2 separate regions of the Homo sapiens genome follow, and region 2 is linked to region 1. The links are chromatin loops, found by intact Hi-C in ENCODE. Cell type or tissue: HCT116. All regions are shown on one strand. Links, peaks and the distances in the headings refer to the core of each region. The heading gives the core; the rest is flanking DNA.

What was found. A loop is a pair of places that touch in the nucleus more often than their neighbours do. Peaks named below come from ENCODE experiments on the same cell type or tissue, not always from the same donor. Only the 100,000 strongest peaks of a DNase experiment are listed, where the experiment ranks them.
Region 2: it touches region 1 in a loop (8-fold over the local background); 3 of 110 quality-filtered maps call a loop at or near these places.

What each region holds. Positions count from the first base shown.
Region 1 is chr22:17,439,112-17,447,447 of GRCh38, reverse strand. The region is part of intron 1 of CECR2 (CECR2 histone acetyl-lysine reader); the gene reads right to left. Among named protein-coding and RNA genes, the nearest start is that of CECR2, 74 kb to the right of the region's middle. In HCT116, for the core only: no CTCF peak of the experiment used is centred there; a DNase peak (open chromatin) is centred at 4,552.
Region 2 is chr22:17,388,597-17,396,932 of GRCh38, reverse strand. All of the region lies in intron 1 of CECR2 (CECR2 histone acetyl-lysine reader), which reads right to left. Among named protein-coding and RNA genes, the nearest start is that of CECR2, 23 kb to the right of the region's middle. In HCT116, for the core only: no CTCF peak of the experiment used is centred there; no DNase peak of the experiment used is centred there.

The sequences.
Region 1 (8,336 bases), core at 44-8,043:
GGCACGGTGGCTCACGCCTGTAATCCCAGCACTTTGGGAGGCCGAGGTGGGTGGATCACGAGGTCAGGATATCGAGACCATCCTGGATAACACGATGAAACCCCGTGTCTACTAAAAAATACAAAAAATTAGCTGGGCGTGGTGGCAGGTGCCTGTAGTCCCAGCTACTCGGGAGGCTGAGGCAGGAGAATGGCGAGAACCCAGGAGGCGGAGCTTGCAGTCCCGTCTACTAAAAAACACAAAAAATTAGCCGGGCATGGTGGCCAGCACCTGTAGTCCCAGCTACTCGGGAGGCTGAGGCAGGAGAATGGCGTGAACCCGGGAGGCGGAGCTTACAGTGAGCAGAGATCCCGTCACTGCACTCCAGCCTGGGCAAGACAGCGAGACTCTGTCTCAAAAAAAAAAAAAAAAAAAGATTGTAAACGCACCACTCAGCACTCTGTAAAAATGCACCAATCGGCACTGTGTCTAGCTAAAGAACTGTAAACACACCAATCAGCACTGTGTAAAAATGCACCAGTGTTCTGTAAAATGGACCAATCAGCGCTCTGTAAAATGGACCAATCAGCAGGATGTGGGCGGGGCCAAATAAGGGAATAAAGCTGGCCACCTCACAGCGGCAACCTGCTCGCATCCCCTTTGTGGAAGCTTTGTTCTTTCGGTCTTCATAATAAATCTTGCTGCTGCTCACTCTTTTGTGTCTGCACCACCTTTTTGTTTTGTTTTGTTTTTGAGACAAAGTCTCGCTCTGTCACCCAGGCTGGAGTGCAGTGGCAGGATCTCAGCTCACTGTAAGCTCCACCTCCCAGGTTCACATCATTCTCCTTCCTAACCTCCTGAGTAGCTGGGACTACAGGCGCCCGCCACCACACCCGGCTAATTTTTTGTATTTTTAGTAGAGACGGGGTTTCACCGTGTTAGCCAGGATGGTCTCGATCCCCTGACCTCGTGATCCGCCCGCCTCGGCCTCCCAAAGTGCTGGGATTACAGGCAAGAGCCACCGCGCCCTGGGGGTCCACACCACCTTTAAGAGCTGTAACACTCACCGCTAAGTTCCGTGGCTTCGTTCTTGATGTCAGTGAGACCAAGAACCCACCGGAAGGAACCAACTCTGGACACAGCACAATCATAGCTAATCATAGCTCCTAGGCTCACTCAATCCTCCTGCCCCAGCCTCCTGAACAGCTGGGACTATAGGCATGTGCCGCAACACCTGACTTGGGATTTTTAAGTGTAGCTAAAATAAAACAACTACTGCTCCAGAACAGTGTTTTTCAGTGTGCACAGAAAGCACCTCCTGAGTTTTTTTTAATGGCTATTTTGATTCATCTAGGTCTGGAGTGAGGTATCTGTAAACAAGCTCCTAGGTGATGCTGGCACCATTGATCCAAGGACTGTGCAGTTCACCCTCCACATCCACAGGGCCCATGCTGGCAGATTCAACCAACCATGAACAGAAAACATTCGGGAATAATACAAATAAAAAACCAACATGGTGTAACAGCTATGCATATAGCATTATAGCATTTACATTGTGTAATCTAGAGATGGTTTAAAGTATACAGCAGTGGCCAGGTGCAGGGTCCCAGCACTTTGGGAGGCTGAGGCAGGAGGATCACTTGAGGTCAGGAGTTCGAGACCAGCCTGGCCAACATGGCAAAACCCCATCTCTACTAAAAATACAAAAATTAGCCAGGCATGGTGGTGCCCGCCTGTAATCCTAGCTACTCAGGAGGCTGAGACAGGAGAACTGCCCGAACCTGGGAGGCAGAGGTTGCAGTCAGCCAAGATTGCAGTCAGCCAAGATTGCACCACTGCACTCCAGCCTGGGCGACAGGGTGAGCCTCTGCCTCAAATAATAATAATAATAATAATAATAATAATAATAATAATAATAATAATAAAGTATAGAGCAGAATGTGCATAGGTTATATGTAAATACTATACCATTTTATATAAGGAAATTGAGCATCCACGAATTTTGGTATCCACAGGGGTCCTGAAATCAATCCCCCATGGAAACTTAGAGATGACTGCACTTTGAACAGCAAGGCTCTTGAACCAATTAAACTGTTATGGCATCCAATTCATGAGTTCATTTATTATTTTCTAGAGGCAGGGTCTCGCTCTGTCACCTAGACTGGTCTCCTGGCCTCAAGCAATCCTCTGACCTCAGCCTCCCAAAGTGCTGAGGTTACACGCAATGAGCTACCACACCTGGCTGCATCAAATTCTTCTCAAGGAAATGAAAACCTATAGATCTTAGGTCATAAAGTATAATGCTTCCCTTACATACAACAATTAGACTTATAACTTAATATGAGGTATATGAATAGTCTAACAAATCCAAATTGTGAATATGTACTATAGTATTCAAAAGCATTTAAGGATATAAAAGTAGCAAAATAAAGAGAAAAATAAAATTATAGCTGTTTGAGAAGTCAAAGATCAAATCAGTTCTTCAAAGAGAAATCAGCACATTATTTTTCATAGTAAGGATACTTGGTTTTTTTGTGGAATATTCTTTTTGGTTTAGCGATCAGATTATTATCTGTATCACCTTCCTGGAAAAGTACTGCTACTATCCTGATGTAATTAACACAGTAAACCCAACGGTGCTCCTACTGAAAGCTTTTACTAACCCTTTGATTTTGAGTAGAAGAAAAATATTTACTTCTGTTTAAGCCTTAGCTTGCCCTGACTAGTTCTTTCAGGATTAGTTCTAGGCTGGGTTCAGTTTGGTGTGAAAAGGACGCTATTGCAATTTCTCATTTTGTATGACTTCTCCCATGAGAAATCTTGATGGTGGTAGTTCAAGTTTTTTTTTTTTAGGTGGAGTCTCACTTTGTCGCCCAGGCTAGAGTGCAGTGGCATGATCTCACTGCAACCTCCTCCCGGGTTCAAGCGATTCTCGTGCCTCAGTCTCCCGAGTAGCTGGGACTACAGGTGTGCACCACCACGTCGCCTAATATTGTGTATCTTTAGTAGAAATGGGGTTTTGCCATGTTAGCCAGGCTGGTCTCGGACTCCTGACCTTAACTGATCTGCCCGTCTTGGTCTCCCAAAGTGCTGGGATTACAGGCATGAGCCACTGCACCTGGCCAAGGCTATTTTTAATTACTCCTTACCAGCCTGACAACCTAAAAGAGTTGCTTATTCATATGTCACCTGGTGCTTCAGATGCCAGCTGAGGAATTAACACGAACTGTATTAGCCAGCAAACGCTTCACTGTCTGCAATCAACTATGGAAGTATACTGTGAAAAGAAACCACCAGGGCCTGAAAGAGAGGGTGACAAGATGACTGAGCTGTACTAAGCTCCAGGGGAGACCACAGACCGACTAACCAGAGGCCGGGTGCACTGCCAGTCCGACCAGCCAAGTGCGTATGTGTGCCTGCACATGCAAATACCTGGGAGGAAGGGTGAAGCCTAGAGAGTTTAATTAATGTTTTAGTGGACCAAAAAAGGTGGTGAACTATCTAAACAACCTTGCCTTTAGTCATCTCATTCTGCTTGTTTACGGTACGGCTAAATTACTTTTGTTCTCTTCCGTCCTACATTTCAAAATGTTTTCCCAGTCTGAATCTCCGTGCCTCTATCAACTTTTATGTCTCCCCTCAGCTTGTCAGGCTGATCTTAAGAGCTGACACCCCTCAATGCCTCCTGGAATCTGGTAAGTAACCTAAAAAGATAAAGTAGGCTAAACCAGGAAGCAGATTACGAGGAGTGGGGAGTCACCCGGAAGTCGCTCTAAAGACAACAGTGGTGCACAGAACAGGCGATGTGAAGGTGCGGGGTGCTGCGGCAGAGAAAGGCCCGTCCTCGCTGCCTACTTCAGACAACTGAAGCTGCTAAGCCGGAGTCAATTTTAAGCAGTAACTTTTTTTCCATCTCTTCTTCTGGGTCAGAATTAGAGATGAGTAAACTCCTGGGACTGAATATGATCTTGTCTCCTCCCTGCTGGTGCCTTTCCACCATCTGCCCTTGGCTCCCAGGGAGTCTCTAAGACTCCTGCTGCTTAAAGGGATTCTGCCCTTTTTTCCTTTCTGAATATTCTAAGATTAATTCCACAGATAATAAAACTATGTAAAATATTATTACAATTACCAACAAGTTACAGCCAAACAGAATTTTAATAGAGAAATCGCCCAGAGCAACATTATTGACTGTTAAAACTAAAAACGGGAAACTTACCTTTAAAGCACATCAGCTCTAACTGGATGCCCAACATTCTACCTGCCTTGCTTTCCTGGGCATTATGGATTTAAGGATTTGTAGAATGGCTGCTGAGAAGTTTCGTTTGTCCTTTAAGAAAACGAGCTAGAGGGCAGGAAGAGACGCTCAGAAGCAAACAGTACAAAGAAACACACCAGGACATACCACTGGCAGACTGGACAGCAAGTAAATGGAGCCTGATGAAAGAATAGAAAAAGGTTCCACTATTCCAATAGAAGAAAGGGTTTTCTTCCAAGATAAAGTTTAAAAAATAAAACAACTGCAAATGCAAAATGCCATTAACACCTATGACTCATTCAGTCATGAAGCAAAAATGTGAATGATTCTAGGGAAGCCTGTGAATTACTACTATCATCTAGTGATTGGCCAGGCGCGGTGGCTCACTCCTGTAATCCCAGCACTTTGGGAGGCCGAGGAGGGTGGATCATGAGGTCAGGAGTTCAAGACCAGCCTGGCCAAGATGGTGAAACCCCGTCTCTACTAAAAATACAAAAATTAGCCAGGCGGTGGTGGCGGGCGCCTGTAATCCCAGCTACTCGGGAGGCTGAGGCAGAGAACTGCTTGAATCCGGGAGGTGGAGGCTGCAGTGAGCTGAGACCGCACCACTGCACTCCAGCCTGGGCGACAGAGTGAGATTCCATCTCAAAAAACACAAAACAAACAAAAAAACCTGTGGTGTGATCAAAGCTCACTGCAAGCCTTGAACTCCTGGGCTCCAGTGATCCTCCTGCCTCGGCCTCCCTAGTAGCTAGGACTACAAGATGTGCATCAACTACGCCCAACTAATTTAAAAATATATATGTATTTGTAGAAATGGGGGTCTCGCTATGTTGCTCAGGCTGCTCCAGAACTCCTAGCCTCAAGCTATCCTCTCCCATCTTGGCCTCCTGAAGTTCTGGGATTATAGGTGTGAGCCACCACACCTGGCCTGATCTGCATTTTTTAATAAGCTTCCCTCACCATGGATTCCCATGAGCTCCAAAGTGAATAGTGTTAAGGGGACCAAATTCTGAATTTCACACGGAACTCTTCTAGTATGACATGCTCTTGTTTTGCGGTTTTTTCTGTCTTTCCCACCTTGAATCTTCTTCTGAATTCAAAATAGGTAAAGCTGTTGATAATGTAAACAGCTTCCCAACTTTGTATAATTTCAAAGAGACCAGAGTTTGATTCTAGTAGAAGATGGTCAATGAAAATGAAGTCAACAGGTCTGCCACCCGCTTCCTGCAGAGAAATATGTTCAGAACATCCAAATCCTTTCCTTGTGAGAGACAAAAATTGTAAGACAGAGTATGGTGTGTGATATCACCTCCCTATGGAACTTTATTTTATACTTCAACATGTTCCATGAAATTCTTACAAGGTGAGTTATACATCTTAATCACATTTCTGTAAATTCTGTTTCATAAAGGACTTTAGCCAAACAATTATTTATCATCTTTCTTAATCTTGTTTCCATGTAAAATTCTTCAAACCAGAAATAATCTATCAAGACTGGAAAAACAATCTATTCATAGATCCAGGACTGAGACATCTAGATAACTTATTATCCTCTGGCAATATCCTCAAAAAAGAAGGATTCATTCATTCATTCAAGTAACGGGGGGTGGGGTCCACAGAGTAAGACACAGGGAAAGCATTTAACCCCTAGTCAATCTCCCCCGGCTACTTTTTAAAAGAAAGCTTTCATCACGTTAGAATAAATGACGCACTATTCTATACAAATCATGGTGAGTGATTTAAAATTACCATACTACAATACAAATATTATTTGCTAAACTAAAATAAAATTGAAGGGCTCTGTGTTAAGATTATCAGCCTAGTACAGTATCACAGCTGTGCGTTCCATCATATTCCTCCTATATCTGGCAGCAGGAAAGATCTATCTAGGGCCATCCCAGATTCCCAACAACAACCAGTATACTTGCTCCCTCAACACGCATCATTTTAATGTGTTAATAGGCCAGGCATGGTGGCTCACGCCTGTAATCCCAGCACTTTTGAGAAGCCAAGGCAGGCGGATCACCTGAGGTCAGGAGTTCGAGACCAGCCTGGCCAACATGGTGAAACCCCATCTCTATTAAAAATATAAAAATTAGCCGGGCGTGGTGGCATGCACCTGTAATCCCAACTACTCTGGAGGCTGTGGCAGGACAATCACTTGAACCCGGGTTGTGGTAAGCTGAGATCACTCCACTGCACTCCAGTCTGGGTGACAGAGTGAGACTCCATCCCGCCCCCTGCCCCCTGCCCCTCCCCCCCAAAAACAGTGTTAATAAGACCTGACAGTCAGCTGAATACCCATGAAATTAGAAATATAATCATCAACAGATACAAGGCACTACACTTTCTTGAACATTTGGTTACTAAAAAAAAGTCCCAGAAAACACAGGGGATGTCTGTAATGATTGTATAATCATCATGTTGAGAAAGGAGTGGAGGGGTAGGGATCAGAGGGTGGTAGTCAAATTTCTGTTTCTAATAAATCTGTTCGGAGACTTGAAATCAAGTTTTTCTTGTTTTCTTACATCACTTTGCTATATAATGCTATACAACCTTCCCTCTCATTACTTCAAGTCAGATATCAGATCAATAAATCAATAAAAGTCCCAGCTTCACTTCAAGAGACAGGGAATAGACAGTGTGGGATATCATAATAAGTGTAAGGACAGACCTGAATTCCACTCAAATTTTAGTTCCTTAGTTACTAGTGAGACCTACAGAGAGTCATTTCTCTGAGGCACTTTGTCTTTTCCATAAAGTTTTTATGCCATAACAGACAGAGAAAGAGTTCCATTTTTCAATCAACAAGGCAAAAAAGAGGCCAAGTAATTGGGAATGTAATAAAGGTGAGCCTATTTTACAACATCGAGTGGGAGCTAGGAAGCCCTCTGACAAATCTTTAAGCTGATGGAGCCTGAATGACTAATGACTATTTTAGTTTTTCCTTTTAAAAAATGATGTGAATAAATACAGATACCCCCCACAACACACACACACACAGTTTTATATAAATTCAAAAAACAATCATACTATTCATTCTGGGGGTTGTTTGTATACAATTTTCTTTCCTTTTTTTACTCCCTACTTCAGTAACTCCCCTCATATACAAACAAGTATACTTTTTTTGTTTTTTTTTTCAATGTAATCATATTCATATATACATACATGCAGACACATGCATCAATGTATGGGCGTAGGCCTTTTCTAATAGACTGATACTACCCATGCTTGCCTGCACATTTTCTATCTTGTGCAAATCTCTCCAAGTCAAGTGGTATAGTGTAGGTCCATTTCATTCTATTAAAAGGTGGGCTAATACTCCACGGTACGCAGGTAACATCCTATTCAGCCACCCCGCTAATGACGGGCTTTCACTCTGTTCTCCATTTTAGGCCACACAGAACCACGCTGCAATGACATTCCTTGTCCATTGCACGGCAGTTGTTTTGTACCCATTGATTAAAATTCCAGGACTGGCATTACTGGAGCAATGAGAGTACATATATTTATGTATTTTAAATTTTAATAGGTACTACCAGATTGTTTTTCAAAAAGGCTGATCAGTCTAATTTTTTTGTTAGTAAAGTATGAGTATTCCTTTTCCTTTCCAATACAGATATTACTTAATAATTTTTGCCAGTCAGATCTTTTCAGATATTTTTTTTTGTCATTAAGATTTATTCTTTTGTGACTTGAAACCTACTCATATCCTTTGTCCATTGTTCCACTGGGCTGTTTGTATATTATAATATTAACCGTCTGTCATCTGCTTTGCAAATACTTTTTTCTTAAATCTGTTGCTTGTCCATGTTTTTTTATGCCTTAGAACAGGAGGTTAGTAAGCTATGGTCTACCACCCATTAGTATAAATAAAGCTTTACTGAAACACAGCCTTCCTTGCCCATTCATTTTTGTAGTAAATTTGGTAACTGGAACAGAAATTATCTGGCACTCAGAGCCTAAAATATTTAATATCTGACCCTTTACAGAAAAAAAATTGCCAATACTAGCTATACGGAACATCCAAAAAAAAAAAAAAGGGAGTGTTTCTTCTCCCATAGAATTCATGTTCCAAAAGGATTTTTATGTGTCTTAT
Region 2 (8,336 bases), core at 213-8,212, 51 kb after region 1:
AACCACATGCAGTTAATTCTGTCTCCTACTCTCAAATCCATGCTCTCATTAGATGTGTTATCCTTTCTACTTCACGTCCTGTCATCTCTCACCTACCCTCATAACTTGTCCTTCTGGTTCTGGGCTGTTCATTCTATACTAACAGTGAAGTGATCTTTCTACTCTGCAGAGATTACTTCTCCATTCACTCAGCAAATATTTATTGCACACAGGTTATATACCAGGAATGTTCTAAACACTCAACCACATCACTCAGCCCTGCTTAAACTTTAACTGCCATTACCACAGCAATTTTCAAACAGTGCTTCACTCTTACCCATTTTATATGTTCAGTTTCTACATAAAATTTCCTTTTAACAAAGTGATGCACAGTTTGTTTGTTTTTTGAGACAAGAGTCTCGCTCTGTCGCCAGGCTGGAGTGCAATGGTGCAATCCCGGCTCACCGCAACCTCCGCCTCCCGGGTTCAAGCGATTCTCCCTGCCTCAGCCTCCCAAGTAGCTGGGATTACAGGCACCCACCACCACACCCAGCTAATTTTTGTATTTCGTAGTAGAGACGGGGTTTTGCCACATTGGCCAGGCTGGTCTCAAACTCCTGAACTCAGGTGATCCACCCGCCTTGGCCTCCCAAAGTGCTGGGATTACAGGCGTGAGCCACAGCGCCTGGCCTTGTTTTTTTTTTTTTTTTTGAGAAAGGGTCTCACTCTTGTCGCCCAGGCTAGAGTGCAGTGGTATGATCATGGCTTACTACAGCCTCAACCTCCTGGGCTCAAGCAATCCTCCCACCTCACCCTCTCAAGTAGCTGGCACTGCAGTAACGCACCACCACAGCCAGTTGTTTTTTTTTTTATTTTCGTAGAGACGAGGTCTCGATATATTGCCCCGACTGGTCTCCAACTCCTAAACTCAAGTGATCCACCTACTTCAGCCTCCCAAAGTGCTGGGATTACAGGCATGAGCCAAAACGCCTGGTCTCAAAATATTTTTAATTAAAAATGTTTTTAGAAAGTGAAAGAACCCAGGAATGAGAAAGAATATTCATGATACTTTTATTAATGCAAATAAATTATTTCTAATCAATAATATAAAAATAAACAACTTATTACCCTTTTACAACAAAATAAAAACCATGATGAACTTTTTGTGATAAGGGAAAAAAATCTGGAATTGGACTTGCATTAGACAATATTACAAAATTTTTTTTCTGTAGAAATATGAATGTTAAGTGGTCGTACAGGATAATATTCCTACTCAATGCGTGCTTAAGTATTTAAGAGTCAAATGTCAGCTGGGCACGGTGGCTCACCCCTGTAATCCCAGCACTTTGGGAGGGCTGAGGCGGGCATATCACTTGAGATCAGGAGTTAGAAACCAGCCTGGCCAAGATGGTGAAACCTTGTCTCTACTAAAAATACAAAAATTAGCCCAGCATGGTGGCGTGTGCCTGTAATCGCGGCTACTTGAGAGGCTAAGGCATGAGAACCACTTGAACTCAAGAGGTGGAGGTTGCAGTGAGCTGAGATTGTGCCACTGCACTCCAGCCTGGGCGACAGAGCGAGACTCCATCTCAAAAAAAAAAGAGAGAATATGTAAGATTCTATTCGAGCCGGGTGCGGAGGCTCACACCTGTAATTCTAGCACTTTGGGAGGCAGAGGTGGGTGGATTCCTTGAGCTCAGGAGTTTGAAACCAGCCTGGGAAATAGAGTGAGACCTCGTCTCTGCCAAAAAAGAGATTCTATGGATAGCAAATTCTAGAAAAGGTAAACTAATCTACAGTGACAAAAAGTACATAAGTGATTGCCTGAGACCAGAGTAGGGATGGGGTCAACCGCCAAGGGACACAAGGCAACACTGGGGTTAGATACAAATGCTCTGTATCTTGATTGATGGTAGGTACAAGGATCCATGCATTTTCCAAAACTCACACTACATACTTAAAAGGAATGCATTTGATGTATTTAAATTATAGCTCAATAAAATTGATTTTTAAAAAACAATTTTCAATGAACAATCTGAAAATGAAATAAGACAATTCTATTCACAACAAGATCAAAATAATAAATTTAACAAAAACAGCAAAAAAACCTATACTTGGAGAAGTATAAAACATTGTTGAAAGAAATCAAAGATCTAAATAAATGGAAAAACATCTCATGCTCATGGATTGGAACACTTAGCATTGATAAATTGGTAACACTGTCCAAACTCAACTACAGAGTCAATGTAATCCCTATCAAAATCCCAGTGGATGTCTTTGCAGAAATTGACAAAACTGATTCCAAAGGGACCCCAAACAGCCAAAATAATCCTGAAAAAGGAGGAGGACTCACACTTCCCAATTTCAAAACTCACAAGACAGCATTAATCAAGACATAGTGGTACTGGCACAGGGACAGATATATAGATCAATGGAACAGAACTAAGAACCTAGGCTGGGTGTGGTGGTTCACGCTCAAAGCTTTAGAAAACCTACGCAGGAGCATCACTTAAGGCCAAGAGTTCAAGGCCAGCCTGGATAGCATAGTAAGACCCTGTCTCTACAAAAAAAAATAGAAAAAAACTTAGCTGGGCATGGTGGCACACATCTGTACTCCCACCCACTCAGGAGGCTGAGGTGGGAAGACTGTTTGAGCCCAGGGTTTAAGGCTGCAGTGAGCTATGGTCATGCCACTGCTTTGGCCTGGACGACAGAACCAGAAACCGTCTTAAAAAAAAAAAAAAAAAAAAAAAAAAGCAGCGGCAGCAGCTGGGCGCGGTGGCTCACGCCTGTAATCCCAGCACTTTGGGAGGCTGAGGCAGGTGGATCACCTGAGGTCGGGAGTTCAAGACCAGCCTGACCAACATGGTGAAACCCTGTCTCTGCTAAAAATACAAAATTAGCCAGGCCTGGTGCTGCATGCCTGTAATCCCAGCTACTCGGGAGGCTGAGGCAGGAGAATTGCTTGAACCCGGGAGGCAGAGGTTGCAGTGAGCTGAGATCGCGCCATTGCACTCCAGCCTGGGCAACAAGAGCAAAACTCCGTCTCAAAAAAAAAAAAAAAATGAATAAAAAAGAACTCTTACACCTCAATAATGAAAATACAAACAGCCCATTTTTTAAAACTGGCAAAGGATGTGAACAGACATTTCTCCACACAATATATAACAAATGGCAACACATGAAAAGGTGCTCAACATCATTAAGCATGAGGGAAGTACAAATCAAGACCAGGTGGAGAAACCACTTCACACCAACTAGGATGGCTAGAACCAGTCAGATAATAAGTGTTGGCAAGGATGTGGAGAAACTGGAACACTCATATACTGCTGATGGGCACATAAAATAGTGCTGCCACTCTATAACCAGGCAGTTCACAGGTGAAGCCTCGTTACTGTATGACCCACCAATTCCACTTCTTAGTACATACCTAACAGAACTGAAAACACATGTCCTCACAAAAACCTGCACACAAATGTTTAGAGCAGCATTATTTATAATAGCCAAAAGGGGGAAATAACCTAAATGTCCACCAATGGGTAAATAAAATAAAAATTATTATATACAATGTATAGCTTTAAATATAGCTATAAAAAGGAATTATATACTGATACTTTCTACAACTTGGATGAAACCTAAAAACATTATGCTAAATGAAAAATCCAATCACAAAGGGGCACATACTACATGATTCTACTCATTATGAAGGCCCAAAAAGGAAAATCTATAAAAGCAGAGAGTAATTTGCTTAGGCTGGGGAAACAAGAGGTAGGGAGAGCTGGGGAGGCAGGGAGCTCAAGGGTACAGGGTTTCTTTTTGAGGTGATGAAAACCTTATAAAGGTATGGTTACGGTGGCAACAGTTGTAACTATTTGTAAATATACTAAAACCCACTAACTGGAACACTATTTTCTGAGACAGAGTCTCACTCTGTCACCCAGGCTGCAGTGCAGTGGCGTGATCTCAACTGACTGCAACCTCCACCTTCTGGGCTCAAGCCATTCTCCTGCCTCAGCCTCACGAGTAGCTGGAATTACAGGCGGGTGTCACCACACCTGGCTAATTTTTGTATTTTTAGTAGAGACGGGGTTTCACCATGTTGGCCAGGCTGGTCTTGAACTCCTGACCTTGTGATCTGCCCACCTCGGCCTCCCAAAGTGCTGGGACTACAGGTGTGAGCCACCGTGCCCGGCCTACTTGTTGAACACTTTAAATGAATGAGTTGTATAGTATGTAAATAATATCTCAATAAAGCTGTTTTTTTTTTTCTTTGAGACAAGGTCTTGCTCTGTCACTCAGGCTGGAGTGCAGTGGTATAATTTCGGCTCACTGCAACCTCCATCTCCCTGACTCAACAACTTCCACCTCCCTGGCTCAAGCAATCTTCCCAGCCCAGCTTCCCAAGTAGCTGAGACTACAGGTATGCAACACCATGCCTGGTTTTGTTTTATTTTATTATTCTATTTTTGAGACGGAGTCTCACTGTCGCCCAGGCTGGAGTGCAATGGCACGATCTTGGCTCACTGCAACCTCCGCCTCCCAGGTTCAAGCGATTCTCCTGCCTCAGCCTCCTGAGTAGCTGGGATTACAGGCATGCACCACCATGCCTGTAATTTTGTATTTTTAGTAGAGACAGGGTTTCGCCATGTTGGCCAGGCTGGCCACTGCGCCTGGCCAATTAAAAATTTTTTTTGTTGTTGAGACACGGTCTTACTATGTTCCCAGGCTGGTCTCCAAGTCCTAACCTCAAGCAATCCTCCCATCTCAGCCTCCCAAAGGACTGGGATTACAGGCATGAGCTACCAAGCCACGCTTATTTTTTTAAACAAAAAACATTTGTATTCGGCCAGACGCGGTGGCTCACACTTGTAATCCGAGCACTTTGGGAGGCCGAAGCAGGTGGATCACCTGAGTTTGGGAGTTCGAGAGTTCGAGACCAGCCTGGCTAACATGGTGAAACCCCGTCTCTACTAAAAATACAAAAATTAGCTGGGTGTGGTGGCGCATGCCTGTAATCCCAGTTACTCGGGAAGCTGAGACGGGGGAATTGCTTGAACCTGGGAGACGGAAGTTACAGTGAGCGGAGATTGCGCCACTGTACTCCCGCCTGTAAGAGTGTGAGACTCCGTCTCAAACAAACAAAAGCATCTGTATTCAACAATCACTTTAATCCACATAAGCACACTATATTGGTATATTTTTACAATTTTATTTCATTATACTTTGATTTCAAAATAATATGTGATCATTCAATTTATTTGTCAGTTAATTCCTTTCTCCCAAATGATTATAATTTCCATATTATTACCATAATCAAAATCTAAAATGAAAGAAAATGTAACAATAATTACCAGTTGCTGAGATCTATTTGGGCCAGGCCCTCACATGCTTGGCTCATTCGAACCTCACCACAGCCCTATGGAACACGAGACAACCAAGATGCAGATGAACAAGCTGAGGCTCAACAGGGCTAAGTGACAGGTCCAGACCTTGGGCAAAGCCTGGACCGGAGCCAGAGTGATTCCAATCAACTCTCTGTTGTAATTACTTCACTAGTAGCCCTGCAGCTTGAAATTTAAATCATTTTACCAATGTTTCCCGGTTTCCCTACATCTAGGATAACTGGGTTGGCTTCAGCCTGCCTAAAAACAATTCCCCTACCAACCAACCAGTGTGTAAACCAGGATGGAGGTGTGGTACATCTATAAAAGACACTGTGGGGACAACTGAGGATATTTCAGTGTGAACTGTTTACTGGATGTTATTACAGAATTACTGTTAATTTTCCTAAATGTGAGTATAACATTGTGGTCATACAAGAGAAAGTCCTTATTCATAGGAAGTACATGTACATGTGAAACTATGAAGGGGTAGACTCTCATGACACAGTCGACTTACTTTCAAATGGTTCAGCCAATGTGGCAAAAGTGTTAACAATTGGTACATCTAGAGTAAAGGGTACGCAGGGGTTCACTTATCTTTGAACTTCACCGAACATCTGAAAATTCTCAAAATAAAATAGGAAAAGCTTTAAAAAGCTGAAGCTTTAAAAAGTAATTTCACTTTCTGAACATTGTTTATCAGTGTTCATCTCCTTTAGATTAATTTTCAAAGTTAAAAAAATCAAAGTCTTTTTATAAATTATATTTTTATCAGATATTAAAAACAAATGGTTTTGGGTCAGGAGTGGTGGCTCACGCCTGTCATTCAAGCACTTTGGGACCGGCGAGGTTGAGGCTGCTGAGCTATGATGGTGCCACTGCACTCCACTTTCGGCAACAGACCAAGACCTGTCTCAAAAAACAAAACAAAACAAAACAAAATAAAAACACCTGGTTTAGAATCAAACGCTTAAACTTTATGGATGAAAACTGCACGCCAACTTGTAAAAAGGAATCTGGCAACTGTGATGTAATCACTGATTCAGGCAATTCCTAACGGGTTAATTTGGAGAAGAAACAGGATGTTTGCAAAGTATCTCCCCACAACGTACTTGTTAATTATAAGAGAAAAACAGTAACTTTGCAGTGGAAAGCAGACATCACCCTAACCAAGTGATCAAAGTTAGTAACCACCACCAATAAAGGGCACAATGAAAGTGATGTAACTGCTGATACTATGCACCAAGGGCACGGCCCTCTTCAGCACTCCCGCCAAAAACACATGACCCAAGTTATCCTGAGAGGACTTCCAACAAGCCCAAGTGGAGGGACCGTCAATAGAATGAATGGCTTTTAGTCTTCCAAAAAGGTCAAGCTCAAGAAAGACAAACACTGAAAAACGGCTCTATTTTAAAGGAGACTAAAGAGACTCAACAACTAATGGAATGCCTGATCCTAGACTGAAAACCTGAACCAGAAACAATTTCTAAAATAATAATATATTTAAAATTCATAAAAATAATGTACAAATTATATATATTATTGGCTCAATTGGCAACATTTGATATACTATTATCTACAGATCTTACTCAGTATTAAGTTCCTGATTTTAATAATTGTACTTATATGTATAAGAGAATATTCCGGCCAGGCACAGTGGCTCATGCCTGTAATCCCAGCATTTTGGGACGCCGAGGTGGGCGGATCATCTGAGGTCAGGAGTTCAAGACCAGCCTGGCTAACATGGCAAAACCCCGTCTCTACTAAAAACACAAAAATTAGCCGGGCGTTGTGGCGCATGCCTGTAGTCCCAGCTACTTGGGAGGCTGAGGCAGGAGAACTGCTCTAACCCAGGAGGCGGAGGTTGCAGTGAGCCAAGATCGTGCCACTGAACTCCAGCCTGGGCAACAGAGTGAGACTCCATCTCAAAAATAAATAAATAAATAAAAAAGAATATCCCCGAGCTGGGCGTGGCGGCTCATGCTTGTAGTCCTAGCTACTTGGGAGGCTGAGTCAGAAGGATTGCTTGAGCCCAGGAGTTCAAGACCAACCTGGGCAACACAGCGTGAGACCCCACCTCAAAAGAAAAAAACAATGTTTTTAAGTCATAAAAACACTAAAATGTCAAGGAGTGAAAGGTATCACGTCTTCAACTTATTCTCAGTGTAGAAAAACAGTAATTACACAGCTAGAGATGCCTAGCTAGCTAGCCGGACAGGCAGGCAGGCAGTTGGGAGACAGAAGAGAATGGTACCAAAATTCATGTAACTTTTATGATAAAATATAAAACAAAAAGTAACTATGAAGATAGCTTGGTGGGGAGAAAGAGGGAGATGGCAGTAAAGCACATGGTGTAAAACTGAACACGTGGGGAATCTGGGTAGGGAGCTTAGGAATTCTGTGTACCAGCCTTCTAAGTTTCCGTTAAGTCTGACATTACTTAAAAATAAAGTTTTTAAGGCCGGGCGCAGTGGCTCACACCTGTAATCCCAGCACTTTGGGAGGCCAAGGAGGGTGGATCACTTGAATTCAGGGAGTTCGAGACCAGCCTGGCCAACATGGTGAAACCCCGTCTCTACTAAAAATACAAAAGTTATCCGGGCATGGTGGAGTGTGCCTGTAGTTCCAGCTACTCGAGAGGCTGAAGCAGGAGAACTGCTTGAACCCGGAGGCTGAGGCTGCAGTGAGCTGAGATCGTGCCACTGCACTCCAGCCTGGGCGACAGAGTGAGACTCCACCTCAAAAAAAAATACTAAAATAAAATAAACAAAGTTTTTAAAAAACCCAACCCAGAGTTACAGTAGAGTGGAAAAATGATAAAAGGAGCTCTTAACAGTTATTAACATATTTTGTAAGTAATTTAAGCAAGTGAAGAAAAAACTGAATTGCTTTCACTTCTAAAATGTCTCCTGACTCAGTGTTCTCCGTAAATTGCGTAAAAGATTCCTTTCTAATACCACGACACTAGCTAAAATT